Regions from separate parts of the Homo sapiens genome. Here region 1 is linked to region 2. Evidence: chromatin loops called from intact Hi-C (ENCODE). Cell type or tissue: heart left ventricle. All regions are shown on one strand. Links, peaks and the distances in the headings refer to the core of each region. The heading gives the core; the rest is flanking DNA.

Region 1 (8,330 bases), core at 112-8,111, 73 kb after region 2:
TGAAACCTGGTCCTTACCTCCTAGATCTGCCTGAGATATGGGGTTGGAGGAGGGTCTTTGGAGAGGAACGAGAAGGAGGAAGCACATCAAAACCTTCTTTCCAGAGGGAGTAGCTGCTTGGACCATAGAGCAAAGCCCTGTGAAGCATTTTCCTTAAACTGGAGGCCCCTGGGTTGCCATAGGGCCTCCACTCTCTGGTTTCTGCTCTCAGGGGCAGGACAGGGGAGCACGGCTGAGGTGTGAGTGGCCAGGGCAGGGGTGCAGGCAGAGCTCCAGTCCCAGAAAATGACTGCTCATGTCGTTCGCTGGGAGTGTAAAGAAGAGGCTGGGGGCTGAAGAGGCAAAGCCCAGGGAATATAAGAAAATCTTAGCTGCAGGGAAAAGCGCTCTTCTTCGCAATGAAGGCAATGAAATTAGAGGTAATTGCAAGACACGGAGATTCGATAAAACCTAGGGAGGCGATCAGGTAAGGGGGGCTGGAACTAGCTTGGGAGATGGAACAGCTGTTCCTCCCCTCCAGCGCCACTGGTAATAGCCCCTGTGTTGTTAGAATTGAACAAACAGTCCTTCCTGGCCCCAACCAGCGATGCCCTGTAATGGGGGCAGCTGGAGCAGCCAGAGGAGTGGGGGTAGCTTGCCCACCTATGAGACACAAGCTTTCCCCCGAGACACCACACTGTGCTGGGGTCTGGAAGCCCAAGAATGGTAGAGCTTGGACCTGCTGTAAGGGCAGAAGGCTAATGGGGATGACTACCATAGGACTGACCTCCCTTTCACCTGCAGGCCACAGGCCACCAGAGGCCCTAGGAGGAGCTAGGGCATGCCCTCCTTCCCTGTCCCCCTGTGTCCTTCCTTTCACTTGCTGAGGATACAGTGGTGAGTAATTCACACCATGAAACAGAATGAAATGTGGAAAGTGCTGGTTAGGAAGCACAAGGCCACGTGGACGCATACAGCAGGTGACAGCCCAGCCCAGGTGCTCCTCAGTTTGGGAAAGTCTTTAAGAAGAAGGGGTCTTTAGTGGGGCCTGATGCATGGCTCTGGGGAGAGGAGTCAGTAGGAGGGGATGGTAGCTGAGAAAGCACAAGCACCTTCTGGAAGATGCATTGCACTTCAGAGGCAAGATTTTCTTTCTTTTCTATTTTTTTAAAATTTCTTACTCTAATCTCATGACAGATTAGGGAGGCAGGTTTTGAAGAAGGTTGCTGATGAGATAGAAAAGCAACCTGAGGAGATGCGGTGCGAAGAGTGACCATGATGAAATTAGCACAATGGCTTTGGGAACTGGTGATCCTGGGCTCTACCTGGTTGGCCCTGACCATGGGAGCCCTGGGCCTGGAGCTGCCCTTGTCCTGCTGGGAGGTCCTGTGGTGACTGCCCGCCTACTTGCTGGTATCCTCCAGGTGCTATGCCCTGGGCACTGTGGGTTATGGAGCGGCCACGTTGCCTGATAGCAAGGACACCATACATGAGCTGCATAATCAGAACCAGGAGCCCAAAGCTGACTCAGCCCACAGACACCCTACCCTCATTCCTGCGCAGACAGCCCTCTCTCCCATTCCCCATTAAAGAGCAAGTTTATTTTCTAATAAAAGAGAGAAACGAAAAGAAGAAAAGAAAAGAAAAGCAACTTTGGGGGGAAGGACTATTACACTGAAAGGAATTACAGTGTCAATGCTTAGGACTATTACACTATTACGCTTAGGGGAAGGACTATTACACTGAAAGGAATTACAGTGTCATGCCATCGCAATTAACATGTCCCACAGCGAGGAATAGCTCAGAAACTCCACGAAGGCCCTCAGGGGACATTAAGCAGCAGCCAAAGCCAATGGTGATGAAAACCAAGGCATAATATTTTATAAGTTTATGATGAAATAAGTGCCAGAGTAGAACCCAAACTGGACAGATACCAAAAGAACAAGACTGTGTCCTTTGCAAGAACGTGGATGGAGTTGGAGGCCACGATCCTCAGCAAACTAACGCAGGAACAGAAAACCAACCGCATGTTCTCACTTATAAGTGGGAGCTAAATAATGAGAACCGATGGGCACAAAGAGGGGAACAGCAGACACTTGGGCCTACTTGGAGGTGCAGGGTGAGAGGAGGGAGAGGATCAGGAAAAATAACAATCAGGTACTATGCTTAGTGCCTGGGAGAGGGAATAATCTGTACAATACAGCCCTGTGACACAAGTTTACCTACATAACGAACCTGCACATGTATCCCTGAACCTAAAATAAAAATTGAAAACAATAAATAAATAAATACAATATGTCAACAAGAACATATGGGAAGAACCATGCCCAAAATGAAATAGTACAAAATGGTCATGCTTGGGTAAGGGATTGTGGCTGATGTTTCTTTTGTTGCTTGTTTAAACAAATTGTTTTTCTTTGTTTGTTTGTTTGTTTTTCTTTGAGACGGTCTCACTCCGTTGCCTAGGCTGGAGTGCAGTGGCGCAATCTTGGCTCACTGCAACCTCTGCCTCCTGGGTTCAAGCAATTCTCCTGCCCCAGCCTACTGAGTAGCTAGGACTATGGGTACCCACCACCATGCCTGGCTAATTTTTGTATTTTTTAGTAGAGACGAGTTATGATCTCACCACTGTACTCTAGCCTGGGTAACAGAGCAAGACCCTGTCTTTAAAAAATAAATTTAAAAATTAAAAAAAATGTAAAATTTAAAACATGAATAACAGCAAAAAATGGTAGGTTTAGAAAAATGTTGTTTTCAAGCTGCTTGTTATTTCCCTTCTCCCTCAAAACAAGGTCATTCATGGCCGTTGTCAGTGAAAACAAATTATGTTTCCTTCATTCTGCAGCCCAGAGACATTGTGTTCTGCTCAACTCAATCCAGCTCAGTAAGGTCTTTATGTGAACATCTTCCCTGCGAAGGTCACCTGCCTAAATGCTAGGGCTGTGGGGTGAGGGAAGGAGACACAAGCAAAAACAAGGGGAGCCCTTGTCTTCAGATTGACTGGAATATAAGGATGAGGAAGGGAATTAGGTTAGAAAGAAAGATGTAGGAATCTTTAGAAGAGTCTCTATGCTAGGACTTGCTCTGCAGGTAGTGAAAAGTGAGGGTGTGATAGGATTAGAGTTGGTTCTTAGGAAGATCATTCCAGGAGCAGTGGGAGGACAGGCAAGAAGAGTGGAGTCAGGAAGGTGAGAGAGCCCACAGACTGGCCCATGCTTCCAGGGGAGGAGAGCAAGGCTGGGGAAGGACAGCAGTAAGTGCAGCCAAGGAGCCCCCTCTTATTGGCCAGCAGGCTTCTCTTAAGTGTGGCAGGCAGGGAACAGGCTAACTCACCCTGTCTTCATGCCTGAAAGAAGAATGCACCCTAGGGCAGTGGTTCCCAACCTTGGCTGCCCAGTGGGCTCAACTGAGGAGCTTTAAAAATACTAGGTCCTGGGTCCCATCCCCAGATAGTCTAATTTAATAGATTTGGGGTATTTTGGAGCTTTCAGAGGATTCTAATGTGTGATCAAGTTTGAGAGCCACTGCTTTAGAGCACCATCAAACACACGAGGAGTCCACGCTCCTGGTCCCCAGGCAAGATCTCATGCTTCTGCCTAGAAGAGATGCTGAGCAGCTGGTCACTCTTTTTATTGGGCTCTGAATTTGAAGCTTTTCTGGGGATGTGACAACTATGTCCTCTGCAGCATTGAGAGCACTCAGCTACTTTGGCTCAGTACTACTGATGGCGTTCTGCCTTCTGATCTCTCCTCCTGTGTTCCTCATCACTATGTGTCCACTTCCTTCTGTATGTCCATGCCTTTACCATGCAATTTTGGGAGGGGCAGGAAGAAACCACATGTGTTCAGGGTAACATCTTGACCTGGAAACTCCTTTCTGTCTTTTATGGGAACAGGGGTGCCGGGGAGATTCTGGGCCTTGGGGACATCCAGTCTTCCTAGTCCTCAATGGCTGAATACAGGAAAAAGACATCATTTTAGGTATATTTATAAAGCAGCTGAGCTCTGTCTCAAGATGGCTAGGATGAGCATTTGGAATAAAAAGTTGATATTTGCGATATGTAACCAATACCCGCAGTAATTAGGCATGAAGTTTGGCCACCTCTTCTATGGGTGAGGCCACCCAGAGTTATTCTTGTCTTTCCTCCACCCCATTGAGCATCTCCGATGTGACAAAACTAAAATGCTAGAGGCCTGGGTCCAGCACATGAGGCCAGAAAAGAGTGTAGGTACCTGGGAATGTCAGTGCCATTCAGTGTGACCACAGTAAGGGCAATCACCCGGGCAGCTCTCCCAGGAATCTGTCCTTGTGGCCAGCCAGTGGGGTGACTTTCCAGAGTCCATTCCCCTGCCAGTCTATAAGTGGCAAGCTTGGGAGACAGACAGCCAAGGTCCTTTTAGGGATGTGGCTAGCAACCTCTGCCAGAAACCTAGCATGGGTCAGAGGGATAGTCAGCTGCTGTGAACCACTAGATGCCCTGTCACCAACATGGGGCAAGTTGAAGAGGTAGGAAGAGGGAAGGGAGCAGTGGGGACGCCTTCCCCTGCCACTTTCACAAATCATTACTATCTGCTGGGGGCTGGGCCCCACAGTGCATCTGATAAGGTTGTTAAGTCAGCCGGAACACCTGCCCGGCCATCTGGCACTTTTATCCTCTAGACCGGGCCACACAGGCCTCTTTGCCCACCTCCTCAAAGGCAGTGGGCTGCAGGGGTCCCAGGACACCTGCTGGGGAGAATGAGTGTCCCCCAGCCACCCCACCGCCAAGCCCCAGGTGCTGCAAGGCAGCATTCTGGGTCCTCAGGTAACACTTCAGAAATCCTTCTTTATTTTTTTGAGAGATGGCTCCCTAGCAGCAATGTAGCAGGGGTGGGGGCCCCCGCTAAGGCTGCCTGGAGTTTAAACACAGGTTGATTCTGACCTCACTGAGATAACAGAGCAATGTAGTAGTGAGGCTGGAACAGGGAGAATTTAACCACGGCTTTTTCTTCTCTTCATATCAGACTAAATTGGAGCAGCAGCCCAGGGATCATTAATCATCTCAAATGCTGGGCTTCAGAATCTTATCTCCAGTATAATCACCTCATCCCCTCTTCTGGGCTCTGGAAACCATAGCATTTGAGGAGAAAGCACAGTACCTATGTTAGCAGATCTTGTTAGGCGCTATCTAGCAGCACGTGACCCGTTAATGTATATGTTTAGCTGTTCCAATTGAGTTCTGATTTGTGTTAAGAAAAACACAACTGGGGTTGCTGGAAATGTTCTGTATCCTGGCCCAGATGATGGTTATACATTTATAAAACACCATCAAGCTCTACACTTAAGTGTCCTTTATCCATGTTCTCTCTGTCTCTCTCGCTATCTCTTCCTTATCCTTCTATTAATAAGTTTTTTGAAGAAAAATAGGCCGTGTGCAGTGGCTCACGCCTGTAATCACAGCACTTTGGGAGGCCGAGGCAGGTGGATCTCCTGATGTCAGGAGTTTGAGACTAGGCTGGCCAACATGGTGAAACCCCGTCTCTACTAAAAATACAAAAAATTAGCCAAGTGTGGTGGAGCATGCCTGTAATCTCAGCTACTTCGGAGGCTGAGGCAGGAGAATTGCTTGAACCCGGCAGGTAGAGGTTGCAGTTAGCCGAGATCGTGCCATTGCACTCCAGCCTGGGCAACAGAGCGAGACTCTGTCTCAAAAATAAATAAATAAATCTATTTTTTAAAAACAAAAGGCACAATTGAGTGATACTAAACTCTCAAAAGTAGCAACACCACCCTTGCAACCAAGGGGCCTAGGCTGTGTGTGCGTCACTGTAACCTTAGTGGCTGGATCTCTGGCTGCTCAGGGCAAGGCAGTAGAAGGGGGAAAAGAGGTGGAATTTGGAGGAAAGCACATCTGTATTTGCATCTTGACCCTGCCATTTTCTATGTCACTGTGGACGAGTCATTTGGCCTCTCTGCTCCCCAGTTTCCTCACCTGCAAAGTGGGGATGATATTGCCTGTCTTACTGGTTGTTGCGATTAAGATGATTAAATGGCAACATCTGGCACATTGAAGGCACACACCAAATGGCAGTGCTCATTACCATGTAATAGCTGGCTTCTCCTGCTTCCCCTGTCCTCACCTTACCCTGTCACACCTAGCACCTGAAATAAACTTTGATGTTGCCTGGCACCCTGTCCTCTCCCTTCACCTCCCCTCACCCACCCCAGGATTTCCGCTCCTCATTTCTTTTTATTTTTTTTGAGACAGAGTCTTGCTCTGTCACCCAGGCTGGGGTGCGGTGGTGCAACCTCAGCTCACTGCAACCTCCGCCTCCTGGGTTCAAGCGATTCTCCTGCCTCAGCCTCCCGAGTAGCTGGGATTACAGGTGCCCACCACCATGCCTGGCTAATTTTTTGTATTTTTAGTAGAGATGGGGTTTCACCATGTTGGCCAGGCTGACCTCAAACTCCTGACCTCAGGTGATCCGCCCGCCTTGGCCTCCCAAAGTGCTGGGATTACAGGCGTGAGATACCACACCCGGCCAGCCTTGGCTCCTCATTTCAACTGCAGAAGTCCTGCTTATATGACTTGGCCTGACCCATGCAGGTGCTGCCACCCACTGCAGCAAGAGTAGGTCACTCCTTTCTAACATCCATCCTTTGAGATCATCCCAACCCTGACTCTGTGGTCAGTGCCCTCAGCAGCAGCATGGCCCCAACTGTACCTGTGGGCTCAGGAGACACTGGGTTGGAATTCCCATGGTGCATGCAAAGGACATCAACAGCTACTCAACACTTGCCACTGGGGACCAGGGAGTGGTGGTTCCTTAGAGCAGAGGGTATGGGTGGGTGCTATGGTCTGAATGTTTGTGTCCCCTCCAAAATGTATGTGTTGAAATCTAATCCCCAATGTGAAGGTAGGAGGTGAAGCCTTTGGGAGGTGATTAGGTCATGGAGGTGGAGCCCTCATGAATGAGATTAGTGCCCTTATAACGGAGGCCTCAGAGAGCTGCTATGCCTCTTCCACCATGTGAGGACACAGCTAGAAGGCTCCATTTATGAACCAGAAATTGAGCCCTCACCAGACACTGGATCTGCCAACACCTTGACTTTGGACTTCCAGCCTCCAGAACTGTGAGAAATCAGTTTCTATTATGTATAAGCTACCCAGCTTATGGTGTTTTGTTATAGCAGCCTGAACTATGACAGTGGGGCAGACCCAGTGCTATTTGTGTCCACTCAGGAATGCAGACCAGTCCAAGGTGAGGTGTTCCAGAGCCTGTCTGTGCTGGGTGGACACATCAGAGGCATGAGACTCACCCATGCACACCCTTTTCCAGCATGCATGCCTGTACTGCAGTGAATTTACTTTCCTTTATGAACCACCTACATTTGCAAAATCACTCCTTCCTAATGAGCCCACGTTTGCTTCCCTCTCATGCCAACCAGAAGCAGTCTAATCCCTTTTCTACACTCTCAGCATCCAAATATTTGAAGATATTCGTGTCCCTTGTCCTCGAAGGGAGCCTCGTGCAGGTTAAAGATCCCCTGTTCCTTCAATGGTAGCTCAGACATCAGCCTGAAAAGCAGCTCCTTGCTGTGGGCCCTGCACCATTTTCATCACGGAGGTGGCAAGAGATGAAATGACGATTTTGTCAGTGGGCGATTTTCAGACACAGACCCTTAGGAAAGCATGGCTATTATCACAGCAGCTCCCAAGTGCCCACAACAGGCCCTCCTCTGTGCACTTCACACCCTTTTACCATCCTGCACCAGCCCCCACTCCCCTCTCCGATTGATTCCCGGTTCACACTAATTAGGCTTTGCTTGGACTGTAACAGGAACGAGAGCTTTGCCATTTTCTTTAAGGAAGCCATGTGAAAGGCTGACCTGCTGGTGGTTGCCAGGCAACCCTGATGATCCTACAGGAGAGACAAACTCGAGAGCGACAGGGCAAGAAAGCCTAGTTAGCAGCTATTGAATATGATCTCTGCTGCACCAAGAGGTGTGAGAAAGTTCTAGTCAGATGTCTTTTTAAAGGGAGTGCGCATGTGTGTGCATTCGTGTGTGTGTGTCTGTGTGTTGGAGAGGCATAGTCAAAGGGAGCTGGGAAAGAATAAAGTAGTGTTATTATTTCAGGTAGAATAATAATAACATACTGTGGCAGGAAAATATATTGAAATATTATACTTTATCTGTTTGCCTTTAGTTTTCCCTCCTGCCCCCTCAATTCTAGTTGCTGGGCAGAAGTTGCCCTTCCTCACTTTGGAACAAGACAGAAAGCAGAAGCAGACAGTAGGCAAGGCCCTTCCCCTCTTTTGTAAAATGTTAAGCCACAGAACAAGGAATTGTGTGAGGAGTCTTGGAAGGTG
Region 2 (8,330 bases), core at 183-8,182:
GCTCCACGGCTGCCCATCTGCCGCCCCCTCTCCTAGATGCGAGGATGTCTCTAAGACAGGCCTTATCCCTCGGAGCATCTCATTCAGTTCCTTCTGGTTTGGATCTGTGGCTCAGATGGGGATTTTCCCTCCTTCCCACATGGCTGGCCACCTGCATGCAGTGTGAGTTCCAGATAAACCGTCTGTCCTTCCCTACCCCATACCCTTCCCCAGTGCCTCATGTAGCAGGGTAAAGATGACTGAGCTGCAGACCTAAGTCTTTTTTTTTTTTTTTTTTTTTTGAGACGGAGTCTCGCTCTGTTGCCCAGGCAGGAGTGCAGTGGCGGGATCTCCACTCACTGTAAGCTCCACCTCCCGGGTTCATGCCATTCTCCTGCCTCAGCCTCCTGAGTAGCTGGGACTACAGGCACCTGCCACCACACCCGGCTAATTTTTTTTTTTTTTTTTTTGTATTTTTAGTAGAGACGAGGTTTCACCATGTTTGCCAGGATGGTCTCGATCTCCTGACCTCATGATCCGCCCACCTCAGCCTCCCAAAGTGCTGGGATTACAGGCATGAGCCACCACGCCTGGCCTGAAGTCTAAGTTTGAATTCTGGCTCCAGCTTTGTGACTTTCAGAAGATTACTTACTTTCTCTGTGCCTGAATTCCTTATCTGTAAGATGAAGACAGTAACAATAGGCATTTCAGAGAGTTGAGTGGATCATAATTGACACACACAAAGAATTTTAGCACAGTGTCTGGTTCAAGTGCCCAAGAAGTGCTCACTGTTTTTAGCTCCCCTGCACTCCCCCTGGATGGGGCTTATAGATGCCTGCTTTAACTCAGGGCCTTCAGCTCCTCTGTTTGCACTCTAAGGAGGCCCAAAGGAATAGCTTTAGAACCCTCTTCAGAAAGTGTCCTGAAAACTATGAACGGACCTTAAGGATCTAGCGGCAAGACTATAAAATGAAAGGCCTGCACGCTAACTGTGACCCTGTCAGTGACTCCCTTGTCCTTGTTCTCTTACTGGTTTCCCAGTCTATGCAGTGGGAATCCTTTTGCCTAACCCTCATCACTCCAGCAGTAGAATAATTTTTTATGCTGTTTCCAGATGTGATCTGGAAAACTCAACCTTGGTACTAAAATACTAGTATCTGGGGGCTGCTGCCCTACAAAGGGAGCTCCCCCAGGATATCTGTGTTGCACAGCTGGCTCCAGAAGTCTGGCACAGGTGGGCTGATTGGCAGAGCCTCAGCAGCAATGCCCCTGTGAGGGAGGCTGGCCTTTGCTTCCAGTTAGAACTCAGAAAGTGTAGGACCACACAAACCCAGAAAGAGGTTCAAATGCTATGGGAACCAATCAAATGACAACGTCACTCAAAGGGTCTGAAAAATAGAACCATGGGGGTGAGCCCACTGAAGTCACTGTATGGGTGAACCAAGGCCCTGGACTGGAAACTGCTGGGAGCCTGTGAATTAGGTGGCCTCGGAGACCTTGCAAGCACTACTTCAGTGTGAGGTTGCAGTGTAAGTCTGCCTGCAGTTCTGTGCTACCTGCAGCACTGAGTGGCCACAGCCCAGCCACTCTTTTGTATTTTCTGAGGAAGGTGTGGAGAGAACACAGCCCTCCACCGTCTTCCTCTGCACTTCCACCCCCAAGCCAGAATCCTGTTGTCCTGTGGCTCACACAATATAAAAAACACACACCTAGAAGGTGTCTGCAGGCTGAGACAGGCCGATGTTGCCAGCACAGCAGGAGAATTGAGAGGTGGTAGCTTCCTATTTTCACTTCATCAATAAGCAGCAGCTGGAATGGAAGCCAGACCAAAGGCTGTCATCTCCTATAGTCTCTCCAGAAATGGAAAAAGCTAGTACTTTCTCACCATGGGTAGAATGACTTGAAAATGCCAAATTAACCCTTCAAACATGCACTTGTGCCCAGCCTGACTGAAGGAGAGGCTCTCTGGAGAGGGCAGCCTAGCCTGGCACTTGACAAGTGCTTTCTGTTGTGGATGGCTCACTACATATTAGACCCTGGCCAGACATGAAGTCTCTCATTTCATCCTCAAAACCACACTCAGCAGTCAGTATTATTATGCCTGTTTACAGATGAAGAAACTGAGGCTGAGACAATACAGCAGGGTCAGAGAGCTGAGGAAGCATGGAGTCAGAATTCTAGAGACCAAATCTTAGGCAACTCACCAGCCTCCCTCCCTTGGTGAGTGTGATGAATTCTGTCCCTCCGGCACTCTCCCTCTCTCGCTCCTACTCCCCTCCCCTCTGCTTCATCTGGGCATTGGGTCACAGAACTCCTCTGCCTCAGGTTTGCAGGGGTCCTCGCCTCCTTCACTATCCAACCTGGCCCCAAAGACAGCATGTGCTCATGACAACAGCTCAGGCTTCAGAATCAGACTCGATTCAAATCCTGATTTTACATCCACCATGTGTGTTATTTAGGGCAAGTCTCTGAGCCTCAATGTTCTCATCTGAAAACAGGAATATTATTGTCTCCTTCACAGAGCTGTCGTTTAGATTGACGGAAATGTCTGACGACTCCCTAGGACAGGTGCCCAGAGAGGGCAGCAATGCAGGCACGTGACAGTTCTCAACAGAAGCTTCGGAAGCAGAGACCACGCAAGCTCAAATCCTAACTCTTCCACTCAGTAACTGAGGGCTGGTAACTGAGCGGTCCGGAAACACCTCTTGATTTACTTCATGGGGTTGCTGTGAGGATTTCAGCAGTTAATACAGTGAGAACACCATGCTTGGCACACAGTTACTGCTCAAAACACTCCCCTGGGTGACTCGGTGGCTCTCATGATACCAGTTGCATGCTCTGCCTCTGGCTCCTCAAGCTTGATCTCCAGTCTCAAGGTCTGGCTCTCCAGGTTCATTACCTGCCTCTCCCATGCATGTTCCCACTGGCTATCTTCTCATGAGCACCACAAACCGTGTCCGGCATCTCTCCTTCCCAACTGGCCTCTTCGTGGCTCCCCAGTCTTGGCTGGGCACCATCTTCCCCCACCTGCTGACTCATCCCTGACTTTGTCCTTCCCTTGGTCGCCCGTGTACAACTGCTCACTCTCTATATCATGCCCATCCATCGCATCCTCCCCATCCCTTGACCACTGCCAACCCACCAGCACTCCTGACCATCCACCCTGGGGCACAGGGCACTGAGGCCTGGTCAGGTGTAGAGGGGACGGTACCCTAGGCTGGGACAGGCCACGTGCGATAGTGCCCAGCACACTGAGAGCTCCGTCTGAGAGGCAGCAGCTTGGACGGAAGCTGAGATCTCTGCCAGCCAGGTTGTCCAACAATAGCTGTCCCTGATTGAGCACTGACTGTGCCAGCACTGTGCCAAGCCTCCGCTGATATTATCAAGTCCAGCTGCCAGTTATAAGAAGCTAGTGAGGGTGGGAGAAGCAGGAACAAAGTGGGCAGAGGAAGCAGTAAGAACGCAGGCTGAATGCAAACAGCAGAGGCCGAACTTAGGGCAGTTTCTGCACCTCTGAAAGTCTGTTCCTCCCTTTCATCAGGTCTCCCTTGCCTACAGGGTGGGAGGGAGGAGTTCAGGAGTCTCCTACGCATAGATGATTTACTTCCTATGTGACTGTAAAGGCCTCTTTTCTAGACCTCCCTGCTTCCTGCATCAAATCCATTCTGTAGCCAGGGTAATCTGAAAACACAAATCTGACAAATGGCTTCACCAATTAAACTCTTCAAGGACTCTCTAAACGCAAAAGCTCAGAAGGCTGACAAGGCTCTTCACGATCTGCTCCCCACTGCCTCCCTGGCCACCCCAATGGGGGCACTTAGCTTTAAGCAAGGTTTTGTTTGCTGGTCCCCAAGCATGCCAAACTCTGTCGTGCCTCCATGCGTCTGTACCTCACTGCCTCTGGCTGGAACACCCTTCTCTTCCCATTCCTCCACCTCTCCCCTGTTGTCATCAGGCTAACTCCTCTCATCCTTCAGAATTTTCACCTCAGGTGATATCTTTGCCAGAAGCCTTCCTCAACCCCCCAGTCTAGGTCAGATACCCAAGGTCTCTGTGCTCCCCCAAACCTTGTGCAACTGTCACCTAATTTCAGTGAATCCCCCCAGCCCATTTACTTGTCTGTCTCTGAACCTGGTCCATAAGCTCAGGGAGTCCAAAGACCACACTGTATTGATCTTTTTAGCCTAGTGCCTAGCTCAGGGCCAGATACTCAAAAGAAACTCAATAAATGTTTGTGGAATGAATGAATAAATACGAGGTGGCCCCTGCAGACACAGCCATGCTCACCATTGTGGCTAGAGAAGGACACAGGAATCTCACACTCAAACAGGGTTGAAGGAGTGAGGAGGGGACTGTGTAAGCTGGAGAGCACACATGCTCAGTCTAAAGGGGGCCCCGATTATTGGCATGTGGGACTGTTAGGCTTCCTGACAGCAACATGAAAAAGCAGGATATTCTTTAAAACTTCAAAACTGCAAACATACCAAATAAAGCATGTCAGTGTGCAGCACCTCATCTCAAGGCCTCCAGTTTGCAACCTCTGCAGAAGCACTTGGGAGGAACCAGCCTGGTCTGAAGTCTAGTCTCTGAGCAGCCATCTCTCAAACCTGGTGAGGAAGGCAAGTTCAGACTCACAGTGGTGGCTGCTTTGGATATCTGCCATCACACTCTCTCTTTCCAAGGGCCCTAGTTAGCCAGTTAGCCAGTCACCTAGGATGAGGCTGAAGCTCCCCTTGCTCCTCTTGCACAAGGTGGTGTGGTGTCAGGGCCTCCGATACCCGCCCTCCCTAGTCCATCCTGAAAGGCAGGCCTCCCAACTGGGGCTGAGGTCATTCCCTCTTCCTCAAAGTCTCTCAGCTGTACCTTAAAATCCCAGTGGACTTTTCCAGGCCATGTTGCTCTGTCTGTGTTATAGCTGGTCACATTCTGTCTGCTCTAATCATGAACCTGAAGGAGAGGAGTGGTGGAGCTCCTGAACCGCTAGTAGGCAGTTCAAGGATCAAGAGGTTCAGTACCACAGCTGGCAGGAATAACAAGTTCAGACCACCCTCTTCTGAAGAATTAGCCCCAGACCCAAGGACACCCCTGCCTCCACCCCAGGCTATGACAGCAGGTGAACTGGCCACCCCCTCGTCTGGAGAGAAAGGGCCCTAGAGCAATCATGTGAGTACTTCATGTTGCTAGGGAGCAACAGGCAGCAGCTGGCTGAGAAATAAGTCGTGTCCTTGGGAAAGCATGTTCCTGGCCACTAATTAAATGCTGCTGCACCATCTCCTCCTTCAGGGAGCTATAGAAATGTGCTGAATTAATGCAGATGGGAGCAGCTGGTTCACAAGCCTGCTAAGCCTCCTCCTGTCTCTGCGCAAAGGAAAGGCTCAGGGGGCAGGAATGAAATTGCTAAACCCCTGGGAGGCTGGTAAAGAAAATCTGGCCTCAGACTACTCAGTTCAACTAGCCCACAGAGTGTCTACCTAATACCACCTCTACTGCTGCAGGTGAATTCATCTGTTAAATACTTTTAAGAAAATCTCATTAAATGCCACTTCTGGGTATATGCCCAAAATAATTGAAAGCAGGCTCTCCAAGAGATAGTTACACATCTATTGTTCATCACAGCACTATTCACAAGAGCCAAGAGGTGGAAGCAACCCAAGTGTCTATTGATGGGTGAATGGATAAACAAAAGGTGGTATCTACCCACAATGGAGTATTATTCAGCCTTAAAAAGGAAGGAAATTCTGACACACGCTACAACATGCATGAACTTTGAAGACATGATGCTAAGTGAAATAAGCCAGTCACAAAAGGACAGATACTAGTGTTCCACTTATATGATTACTAGAGTAATCAAATTCATAGAGACAGAAAGTAGAATGGCGGCTGCCAGGGTCTGTGGGGAGGGAGAACAGGGAGTTGTTGTTTAATGCGTATGGAGTTTCAGCTTCGCAAGATGAAAGTTCTGGAGACTGGTTGCATAACCACCTGAATGTACTTAGCACTACTGAACTCGCAGTGGTATTACACTTGGAAATAGTTACAATGATAAATTTTATGTTTTTTTACTGCAATGAAAAAGATTTTCTTAATTCATGTTCACAGTGAAAAAAAATTACAAAGATAAAGGGAAATGTCTATCTTCCCTCACTTCCATGCCCACTTCCCAGAGAAAACCATTAATAGTCTTCTGCATCCTTTCAAAAGCATTCTATGACTCTACAAGCATGTATGTATTTATATGCAGACTGACTTTAAGTTCAGCACGGTTTAGTTTTTTCTTTACACGAAAAATAGCATCATGCTAAACACAGTTCAACTAATGTCTCAGAGAGCTTTCCAAATCAGTATGTACAAATTTGCCTCATTACTTCTAACAGCTCTATCAGATCCCATTGTATGGCTGTCTGACGATGTATGTAGTCTGTTTTCTACCGATGCACATTTAACAGTTCCCACTTTTTCATAAAAAGTTGCAATGAACATATGTCTTGTTCACATACACAAATGTTTTGCCCTGACACATTTATCATTTTTTTCTTCTGATACCTTTGGTATTGACACATAGAGTTAGAATTTAACTGGGTTAAAAGTTATATGCATTTTTTAACATATTGCTTTTTTGTCTTTCAAGAAATCTGAACCAACTTACTCTCCCACCAACAGTGGGTGAGCACCCTACATCCTTGTCAATACTAGGTCATCAAACATCTTTAACCCTTGCTAATCTGATGGGTGAAAAATAAATATTATAAACAATTGTCATGTGGTTGTTGACCATGTTTATTTATTTTTTTCTGGGAACACTCTGCTAATAACATAGTCCATTTTTTCTTTTGTAGTGTTCATATTTTTATTAGATATTTATAGGATGTTTTGTAGTAAGGAAATCAATCCTTTGCTAAAGGTGTTGTCGTTTGACTTTGTTTTGTTTTTGCTTTTTTGCCACGCATAAATTTTCATTTGTGGGATTTTTATGGGACTTTTCCCCCCTAGAAGGGGCTTTCTCACTGCAAAATTATAAACAGAAACCCAGAAGACAATGGCACCCCGGCTATCACAAGTCCATTTTGCATACTTGTTTTTCTCTGACCTTGGTCCCTGTTGCTTGCCTCTCCCTGAGTCCTTCCAGCATGAGAGACACAGAAATGTTCCTGCATCTGGCTCCAGATTTCTCCATTCTGCCTTTTTAGGAAACTCAATATTTTTCTAACATGTTTCTTAACCTTCTAAAATGTATCCCCTCATTTGATAACTAGGTAAACCTCATGTTCTTCTAAGATTTTGAGGGGATGTACCCCAGTTATGAATCACTGCCTTCTGCATAACCTCATCAGACAAGATTGCTTTTCAAACTCTCTGAGGTTTGTAATATGAAAATGTATGCATTTTGCATTTTCCCAATAAAATTCCCAATAAAAAATGTACTGAGGTTTTTTTGTTTGTTTGTTTGTTTGTTTTTTTGAGACAGAGTTTCACTTTTGTTGCCCAAGCTGGAGTGCAATGGCGCGATCTCAGCTCACTGCAACCTCTGCCTCCCAGGTTCAAGCAATTCTCCTGCCTTAGCCTCCCAAGTAGCTGGGATTATAGGCGTGTGCCACCACGCCCAGCTAATTTTTTGTACTTTTAGTACAAACGGGATTTCACCATGTTAGCCAGACTGGTCTTGAACTCCTGACCTCAGGTGATCTGCCCACCATGGCCTCCTAAAGTGCTAGGATTACAGGCATGAGCCACCACACCTGGCCTATTTTTTTTTTTTTTTCCCGAAGTATATCCCTTTCAGGATTCTGACATGGCTACTATATCAATCTCATGCTGAACCTACCCTGAGGGTTGACAATCACTTTTCAGATAAACATTTTTAAAAAATTGTTTTAGCCAGAATGACATTTAAAAGAGAAGATCTGAAAGGAAAACAAGCTAGAGTCCATTTGTTTTTGTTGTTGTTGCTTTTTATTTCAGCAGCTTTTGGGGTAGCAGTGGTTTTGGTTACATGCATGAACTGTGGTGAAGGCTGAGATTTTAGTGCATCTATCACTGGAGTAGTATACACTGTACACAATATGTAGATTTTTATCCCTCACCTCCTCTAATCCTGCCCCTTCCAAGTCCATCATATCACACTGAATGATAGAGGCAATTTATTTTGAGTAATACATCCCTCCTTAAGACAGATTTCAAACTTTGTAACCCCCAACAGAAACTTTTAAAGACTAGGGCAAATAACCCCCAACAGAAACTTTTAAAGACTAGGGCAAAGAGACTGAATCTAAAGATTACCTTTCATTCACTTTTTCATTCCGGTTCAGAATATTCCCATTCCCCAACTTCTCCTTTCTTTCAGTAGAAATATG

The links. Hi-C counts contacts between places; a loop is a spot of excess contacts. Peaks named below come from ENCODE experiments on the same cell type or tissue, not always from the same donor. Only the 100,000 strongest peaks of a DNase experiment are listed, where the experiment ranks them.
Region 1: a loop joins it to region 2, with 14 times the contacts of the local background. A loop is called at or near these places in 6 of 110 quality-filtered maps.

What each region holds. Positions count from the first base shown.
Region 1 is chr15:88,567,039-88,575,368 of GRCh38, forward strand. No RefSeq gene overlaps it. Among named protein-coding and RNA genes, the nearest start is that of DET1, 25 kb to the left of the region's middle. RefSeq lists an enhancer at 1,392-1,891. In heart left ventricle, for the core only: no CTCF peak of the experiment used is centred there; DNase peaks (open chromatin) are centred at 4,273 and 4,713; H3K27ac peaks cover 1,309 bases.
Region 2 is chr15:88,494,009-88,502,338 of GRCh38, forward strand. It overlaps a transcript of DET1 not described here. Among named protein-coding and RNA genes, the nearest start is that of MRPS11, 30 kb to the left of the region's middle. RefSeq lists an enhancer at 2,671-3,171. In heart left ventricle, for the core only: no CTCF peak of the experiment used is centred there; a DNase peak (open chromatin) is centred at 3,287; H3K27ac peaks cover 1,411 bases.